Linked DNA regions of Mus musculus: region 2 is linked to region 1. A link is a loop called in an ENCODE intact Hi-C map of the cell type or tissue named here. Cell type or tissue: heart. All regions are shown on one strand. Each heading gives the region's core, and the rest is flanking DNA. Links, peaks and the distances in the headings are about the cores only.

Region 1 (4,390 bases), core at 157-4,156:
TGGAAACTGTGCGAAAATTCAAATGCACCTTTAGGATCAGAGACTGTGACCTGGGTGTGTGGCCTTTCTGGGTGTGTGACCTGAGCTATTAACAGGCTTTCTCCAGCAGGAAAGTCTCAAAAGTGTGAGTGGCTAGGGGGAGGTGGGTAGGTGTGTGTGGATTAAAGTGGGGTTTTGGGTTCTGGGGTGTGTTGGGGGGGGAGGAGTTGGTTTACATAGGCATGTGTGCAATCGCACAGCTGTGGATGGCAGATGTCAACCTCACAAGTCCCTTAGTTACTTGCCACCTTGGGATTGCTGTGATCTGTCTTTACATTTATTTGTTGTGAGCACCTATACTCAGCAGTCAGAGTCAGTTCTTTCCTTCCATTGTGTGGGCTCTAGAAATAGAACTCGTGCTGTCAGGCTTGGTGGCAAGCCCTGTTACCTCCTGTGCCATCTCAAAGGCCTCACTGTGGTTGTTTGTTTGTTTGTTTGTTTGTTTGTTTTGAGACAGTTTCTCACTGGTTTGGGGAACACCAAGTTGGCTAGAATGAGTAGCCTCTAAGTGGCAAAGATTCACCTGTCTCTACCTCCGCAGTACTGGGATTACAGGTGAAAAGGTCAGCTCAGAAACTTTGGGAACGTCATGAAACACTTGCCCCTCTGGAAGGAAAAGGCTAATTAACATTTCTCAGACCACGGGGGTGGGGGGCACATTCCACATGGCTAACCCTGCTCACCTTCAGACAGGGAAGTCCTTGTCACCTCATTCCCTAAAGACCAATCAGTTTAAAGGGTGCACTGTTCCACCAATCATATTGTGCCTAGTTGCTGATGCTCTATTTTGGCCCTGGAAACCATATAAAAACTGGCCGAACTGCTGCTGGTGGTCGCTGCCTCTCCTTCAGGTCTGGGACGACCCCAGTGCACTGGAACAATAAGTTCCTCTTGCTTTTTGCATCAACCCCAGCTCCACATGGTTCACTCAGGGGGTCCCCAGTAAGCTAAGCTTCCCCAGAGTTTTATGCAAGCATGTGTCACCACATCAGGCTACAGATTCTGAAACATTTATTTATTTGTTTGTTTGTTTTTCGAGACAGGGCTTCTCTGTATAGCTCTGGCTGTCCTCACTCTGTAGACCAGGCTGTCCTCGAAACTCAGAAATCCGCCTGCTTCTGCCTCCCAAGCACTGGGATTAAAGGTGTGTGCCACCACTGCCTGGCTCCGAAACATTTTTTTAAAGATTTGTTTTAGGGCTGAAGAGATGACTCAGCAGTTAAGAGCAATTGCTATTCTTCCAGAGGACTCAGGTTCAACTCCTGGCAACCACATGGTGGCTCACATTTGCAGGGATCTGCCACGTATACACTATATATATGTGGCTGGTGCACATACATACATACATACATACAGGCAAATCACTCATATGCAAAAATACATTTTTAAAAAAGGTCTATTTGTGTGTTGAGTAGGGGTGGCTGCACACGTGTAGTTGCTGAGAGAATCCAGAAGAAAGTGTCAGGTCCCCTGTAGCTGGAGTTACAGTGGTTATAAAGCTATCCACTGAGGGAAGAGAACTTTGGTCTAGTGCAAGAGAAGTAATGCTCTTACCCCTGAGCCATCTCTCCAGCTCGAACTTTTTAAACGTTCTAATCAAGGACCCTGAATGTTAGTTTCACACTGGCCTCTGTCCTCCCGGCACAACCAGCCAACTGAATTCCAGGAGGCGTCCAGGGCAAGCCAAGAGAAGACAGAGGCAGCTGATGGAGAGGTTGAGGGGCTTATAAGAAAGGGCATGTGGCTTCTCCCCCTCTATCCGACCCCACTCCGGTAACTGTCAGCTGAAACAGCTACCTCGTAAAAGACTGGCAGGTGTACCACCATCATCACCACCATCACCCGGGCCCCCGGCCCCCATCCCTGCTTCCCTACTTCCCTGCCCCCAAGGAACAATCCTAACACACCTGCAGAATACAGTCAAAGGAGGTGCAACCGGAACATAAACTGCGCATCAGTCAGCCAGTCATGTCTGGCCCGTGGTTCCCAAGGGCTGGTTTCTAGCGCCTGTGACACTGCACAACACGTGTAGCTCCGCAGAGCTCTTTCAGCACCTCCGAGGGGCGGGCGCCACCTGGTGGTCACTCTGAGATCTACTCGAGGCCACGTGCTCTTAAGAGCAGGGGAGCTAGGAAGGCCAATTCAGCACTGGGGAGGTGGAGGCAGGAGAATCAAGAATGCAAGGCTAGCTTTGGCTACACAGCGAGCTTGAGGGCAGCTTAAGCTACACAAGACCCTGTCTGAAAAATAAAACAAAACCATCAAACAAAAAACCAAACCCAGTAGCTAGGGAGATGGCAGAACTTGTTAAATTGGGCTAACATGAGGACTTGCATTGAGATTCCCAGCATCCATATAAAAGCCAAACAGCCATGGCTGCCTATATAAATCAGCTAGACCCCAAAGCTAGCTGGCCCACCACATTAGCCTAACCAGTGCCTTCTAGGCACTGAATAGTGAGGCTAGTGCCCTGCTGCAATATTCAAGATGGAGAGCAAGAAGTTCCCAGGGCAGACATACACACAGCCACACACACCCACATACCTGTGCACACACATGGATGTGAAGAAAGAGAGGAGGGAGGAAGAAAGAGAAAAGAGGAAGAGGGAGCCAGTGGTGGAGCAGAGATGGTGAAAGTGAGGCACCAGGTGTGGATGAGCGAACTTCCCTCAGTTCTGCATTTGCCCAGGAGGAACAGCTTCATTGAAGAAGCACAAAGAAAAGGCAGCCGTTGAGAAAGGGAGTCTGTGTCTGCCGTGAGAGGATCAGAGACCTGCGGGGACACAGAGCAAGGCAGGAGTTCGGGGCCAGCAGAGAAGAGCTTGCTCTCACCGGTGAACAATGTGGCCTTGTTGGGGCTGGAGGAATAACTCAGAGGGTGAAAGGCAAACCTGACAACCTGCGTTCATCAAATATCCCCCAACCACAGATTTGCACATACATAGGCCCTCACCCATCCACAGGTAAATCATTGGGTTTTTTATAATAGTTTGACCTTGTTCACCAGCACAGGGAACAATACTGAGGCTCTAGAGTATAGACTTGAGACCCTTGTTGCACTGGGTACTTAATACCTGTTGTCCTGCTAATTAAGGTCAAAGTCTACCGTTGTCCAGATAGCCTTCTGAGCTCAGCACAAAATGGGAGACTCCCTTTACCAGCAGAGATTCTCCTTCTCTGACCTTGTCTGAGGAGTTCAGAGCCCCCACCCTCTACCAAAGGTTTGTCACATTCGTAGCCTTGATTAGCTCACAGTTTCAGCTGCCTTTCTTCCACCACAGAACCCATTCAGCAAGCACCTGAAATCCCCCAAAAGCCTCTCCATGCTAATGAGGCGTCTCAGTTCCTTATCCTTCAGCCAATGACCTTTGCCCACCCTCGATATTCCTACAACCTTCCCCAAAACTATACAACCCAAGAAAAGTTGATCTGTCTCCCTGAAGCTGATCCCGGAGATAAGTCTGCTATTTCTGTTGTACTCACAGGCTCTTCCAAACCTGCCTGTTGACTCTGCTTCCCCCAGGAGAAGGGAGACCCAGACACCCACTTTATTTATTTAATTTTGAGACAGGGTCCCTCTGTGTGTCCCTGGCTGGCCCACAACTCACTGTATAGACCAGGCTGAACTCATTCACAGAGATTCTCCTGCCTCTGCCTCTCGAGTGTCACCAATCCTGATTAATTTTTTTTGCCCTTGCTGTTTTTGAAGCAATGTCTTATGAAGCCGGGTGGACTTAGTCAGGGTTTCTATTGCTGCAACAAAACACCATGACCAAAAGCAAGTTGGGAAGGAACGGGTTTACTTGTCCTACACTTCCAGATCACAGTCCATCATTGGAGGAAGTCAGGACAGGAACTCAAGCAGGGCTGGAACCTGGAGGCAGGGGCCGATGCAGAAGCCTTGGAGGGGTGCTGCTTGCTGACTTGCTTCCCCAGGCTTCTGAAGCCTACCTTCTTATAGAACCCAGGACCACAAGCCACAAGATGGCATCCCCGGCAATGCGCTGGGCCCTCCCCTCATTGATCACTAATGAGAAAATGCCTTACAGCTGGATCTCATAGAGGCATTTACCCAACGAAGGCTCCTTCCTCTGATGACTCTGGCTTGTGTCAAGTTGGCACACAAAACCAGCCAATACCCAGGCTGTCCTGGAACTTAGTACGTAACTGCTAAGGCCTACTTTGAATTCCCAGTTCTCCTGCCTCCACTTCCCAAAAGCTGGAATGACAGGCACGCACCTCCACACTAGAACCATCCACTATTACTTTAATACTCTAAATGGGTCAGGAAATAAGAAACTATTAGCCCCGTCTTAGCAAGGGACAGTACAACCTAAGTCAGTCACTTACC
Region 2 (4,390 bases), core at 71-4,070, 50 kb before region 1:
CACTCTGGAGGTAGAGGCAAGTAGTTCTAGGATCTCTGCGAATTCAAGGCCAGCTTGGTCTACAGAGTGAATTCCAGGAGAGCCAGGGCTACACAGAGAAACCCAAGTCTCAAATAGAGCAAAAACAAAACAAAAAAGTGCTTGCTGCTCTTCCAGAAGCCCTGTTCACAGCACCCATGTTTAGCAGCTCACACTACTCTTCTGGCTCTTATGGGGGTACCTACATACATTTGGCATATAGAAACACACATACACGTAAATAAAAAGGAATCTTAAAAAAAGTTACAAATTGTTTCTAATTCTTAACATTATAAAGGAGCAATATTAATATTTAGTTTGGAGATATAAACAGGATTCAAAATCTAAATCCAATTCTACTGGTAATTTATATACTCCCTCCTTCTTCTTTTAAGCTTGCAATTTCCCTGTAGAATTTCTAATTCCCCAAGAATGGAAAATGTTCCTTTTTTTTCTATCAAAACAGGGAGAATTGCTGCCATGTATACAAAGGAAAACCACACATCTGTTTTATAAGGTTTTATAAGGTTTGAAGCTCACATCATCAACAGAGAAATAGTCTGTGCAGGCAGTGAACTCACCTTCTAGAAAAGCGAATTCATCCACAGCTTCTATTGCATTATCTGAAACACAAGGTAAAGGGATACTTGATTGGCTCTTGCCATTCAGACATCAGACCCAACATGGAATTTTATGCAAATGACATCACTTACAAACTGTAACCCAGAGGTCCTAAGATCCATCTTTACACTCACTATTCTTTTAACTGTCTCACCTCAAAAGCCAGCGAAAATGCTGTTCAAGGCATCCTACAATCCTGTCTTATTCCAAAATTCACTTTTCTCTCTACTCTAAAGACACTAGAACAAGGCCGGGCGTGGTGGTGCACGCCTTTAATCCCAGCACTTGGGAGACTGAGGCAGGTGAATTTCTGAGTTCGAGGCCAGCCTGGTCTACAGAGTGAGTTCCAGGACAGCCAGGGCTGCAGAGAAACCCTGTCTCGAAAAACAAAAACAAAAAAAAAAGATACTAGAAAAAGAGTTTGGCAGCATAGAAGGGAATGAGAGGTACAGTCTCTAAAGGCTTACACATGTGGAAGGGTTACCAGGTAGACAAATAAACCAAAAGCCAAATTTCCCCTTGCTTCAATGATGCCTTGTGAAACAGCTATAAGAAAGCCCAGCCCATAGCTCCCCTGTCCACCCTGGGGTACCACAGCGACTCTACCCAAATCTCTCCTCTGGAGAGTTTTCCTCTTTCCTTGTTGAGCACAGCAGTAGGCATCTTTTGCGATAGTCTCCACGAACAGTTCCTGCAACAAAAAAAAAAAAAAGCAAGCAGAGATTAGTGGACTCTAGCCCACTGAGATGAGCAATCCTGTGTAGACGTGGACAAGAAGGGTAAAGGGGGAACTCTACCACACAGGAAAGTTCTAGAAGCTACCATTGTACTGAACTTATGAAAATACTTCTGCTATCCCTCTCCATAGCTCCAATCCCCCTGCTCTAATATCTCCAAATCCACCCTACTCATTCATTAGGATCCCCTTCAAGTTCTGTGTGAGCCGTGGGAGCCATGCAAACTAAATTTGCGTGGGTCCTCGTGAAGAGGAGAGTGGCTAACCAACTCAAACGGGGCCCACAGAGGCCTTCCTAGGTCTCAGTCAAGTCAGGTCGGCGTACCAGGGCCCGCCACGCCCCCTAGCGCCACGCCCCCTAGATGCCACGCCCCTTTCCCCGACCCAGGCGCCCTTGCTTCCCCGTCGCACCGCGGCACGCGCCAGGATAAAGATGGCTTCCTGTCCCGCCAGCGTTACGTCAGGGTCTGCCTTCACCAAGGCCTTTACTCTCGCCAGAGGCAGCCTCGAGAGGCGAACTCCCCCGGGTGCACTCGTCGGGGCTTGGGCCTGCGAAGCCGCTGCCTCCCCTCCGGGAGCCTCTTCCTCTCTGGGCGTCCCGCTCCCAGCAGCCGCCGCTGCCGCCATCCCCTCCCGAAACGTGTGGCGCGCGGTCGCTGACTGAGCGCGCGCACGCGATTTCGGCCCCTTTCCCGCGCCGGGTAGAGACCACGCCTCTCCGTGTGGGCGTGGCCCCACCCTCACTAGGCGTGGCGCGCCAGAACCGCCCCCTCTGACTCCGGGGTCTGATGTACTCTTCCGGGCGGCCACAGCCTGGAAGCGGCCGGGCGTGGCCTAGCTGAGCCGGAAGTCCGGATGCTTCTCTAGAGCCTCAGTAGGTGCTGAGTTTAACCTCTAGGCCAACAGGAGGGGAACCCGTGGGTGTCCCCACAACGCTGCCCCGCGCAGCGACAGACCCGGGCCAGCGCCGGGGATCATGTTTTAGGTGGAATGGGACGTTTGACGGGCAGAATTGGAAGTGCGGTTTAGTGGGAGGAAACCACTGCAAAAAAGGCGTGCAGACACGGAGAGCAAGTTTTGTCTGTGGTTGGTCAAACAAGGGTTAGCTCAGAACACTGATCTCCTTACTCAAAACAACAAAACTAAAAACTGTGTTCTCTAGGAACATTAATTGCATAGGGTTTATGTTTTAAAATACTAGTATGTAGTGTTGGCAAAACATTATCATGACAAGTAACTTTTCAAAAACAAAAATTGGCGGGGCGGTGATGGCACACGCCTTTAATCCCAGCACTTGGGAGGCAGAGGCAGGCGGATTTCTGAGTTCGAGGCCAGCCTGGTCCACAAAGTGAGTTCGAGGACAGCCAGGGCTACACAGAGAAACCCTGTCTCGAAAAAACCAAAACCAACAAAACAAAACAAAAACAAAAATTGATGAGAAAAAAATTAATGTCTCCTTTAGAAAACAATTTGATCGTCTAGCTGCTTCTCAACATTTTACTATCTGTTTTTTTGCATAGTTATGGAAAATTCCACTGCACCTTCTTGAGAGAATGAGAATGACTAAGATTAAGATAACTTTTACCAGGTGTGGTGGTGCACGCCTTTAATATAAGCACTCAAGTAGCAAAAGCACATCATGCTCTTTGAAACCAGCCTGGTGTACAGAGGGAGTTCCCAAGCCAGCGAGGACGACATAGTAAGGCCCTATCTTTAAAACAGAAAATCGCTTTGACCTCGCCGGCCTCTGCAAAGGATCTCCAAGAAGCCTCTCCCTGCCTCTTCTTACCTATGAGTTCTCATACCGAACCAGAGATCTGGCATGGAAGTGTGGCAAATATTCGCAATAGGCAAGAGAGACAACTCAGTAAAGTGTATGCTGCTCATCAAGGACCTGAGTTCGAATCACCAGAACACAGTAAAAGGCTAGTGTGATAGAACTCCTGTAACTTCTGCACTAAGAGAACAGGATTGCTTAAGTTCTTTGGCCAGCTAAGCTAGCCGAACCAAATCAGTGAGCTTGTGGACCTTGGGCCTTTATACCAACAAATGCATCCAACACACACTAAATTTTTAATATAAGGCATAATAAGAACACTGTGTACCTAGTTAATTGCTTTATATAAATATTAATGTTTAGTCATAATGCCTGTACTATTGATGCAGGTAAGTAATTTTATTTACAGCTATGAGTGAGCCACAGACTGTTCCACAGTGTACCTGTGGAATAAGGGGAAGCCAAGGGCTCATTGCATAATAACCTGAAATCATTTACTTCCAAATTTAAGCAATAAACTTTAACTGGGTCTATACACAGAGGCCCCACTGGAACAAAATGAGTTTTGGCCAGAATTAAAAGCTCCAGGGGAGGAGCGATGAGTTACATTGTACCAGAGTTTTCCTTAGGACCTTTGTCTTGAGTGCTCTCTACTGTGTACTTAAGAAAAAAAGAAAAAAAAAAACCAAGAAACTTTATTCTTATTGGTTGATTGTTCGTAGAAATTGATTACATAGATTTCCAATCTTTTCACCCCAACTTTGAAATGATTTAAATCCAATGTAACCTGTAAGGATCACTGTACTGGGCTCCTTCCACCCTCTCAATTTTGTAACACCTCCAGGTCCTCTCTGCACCTGGACCATATAGACTGGGTCTCTAGTTCTTTTGTTCTTCCCCCAAAGCTTTTATCTACTTCAGATCCCAGGTTCTCTTCATTATGGAAACTTCTCTTCCCACCTAAAGCTCCACAGATGAAGTTAAATCAGTCATACTACTGAACACCTGTCCTTTAGAGTGCTGGTCCCACAGTAGCACGGAGCCTCTCCCTGTGCATTTTACTTCTCTAGTCCTACTTTCCCCAGATTGAAAATTCCTGAAAGGAGGTGTTCTGTCTGGTTTTGTTCGTTGTCTTGAGACTATGATAAAGTACCCAACACTTGGGTATTCAGTAAGTATTTACAGAGTCAATGGATCATTAACAATAGCTCATCTGAAACTAAAATCGCCTCAGAAGG

The links. Peaks named below come from ENCODE experiments on the same cell type or tissue, not always from the same donor. Only the 100,000 strongest peaks of a DNase experiment are listed, where the experiment ranks them.
Region 2: it touches region 1 in a loop (4-fold over the local background); 12 of 42 quality-filtered maps call a loop at or near these places.

The regions. Positions count from the first base shown.
Region 1 is chr6:82,700,794-82,705,183 of GRCm38, forward strand. Gm32425 (a long non-coding RNA gene) reads left to right here. Exons shown (of 3, transcript XR_377779.4): 2 at 2,729-3,002. Among named protein-coding and RNA genes, the nearest start is that of Gm32534, 12 kb to the right of the region's middle. In heart, for the core only: a CTCF peak has its summit at 2,121 (motif pointing left); a DNase peak (open chromatin) is centred at 2,118; H3K27me3 peaks cover 837 bases.
Region 2 is chr6:82,650,838-82,655,227 of GRCm38, forward strand. It overlaps Pole4 (polymerase (DNA-directed), epsilon 4 (p12 subunit)), which reads right to left and starts at 2,028. Exons shown (of 4, transcript NM_025882.3): 1 at 1,787-2,028; 2 at 1,246-1,330; 3 at 600-641. The coding sequence starts at 2,002. In heart, for the core only: a CTCF peak has its summit at 2,273; DNase peaks (open chromatin) are centred at 1,804 and 2,114; H3K4me3 peaks cover 1,463 bases; H3K27ac peaks cover 1,223 bases.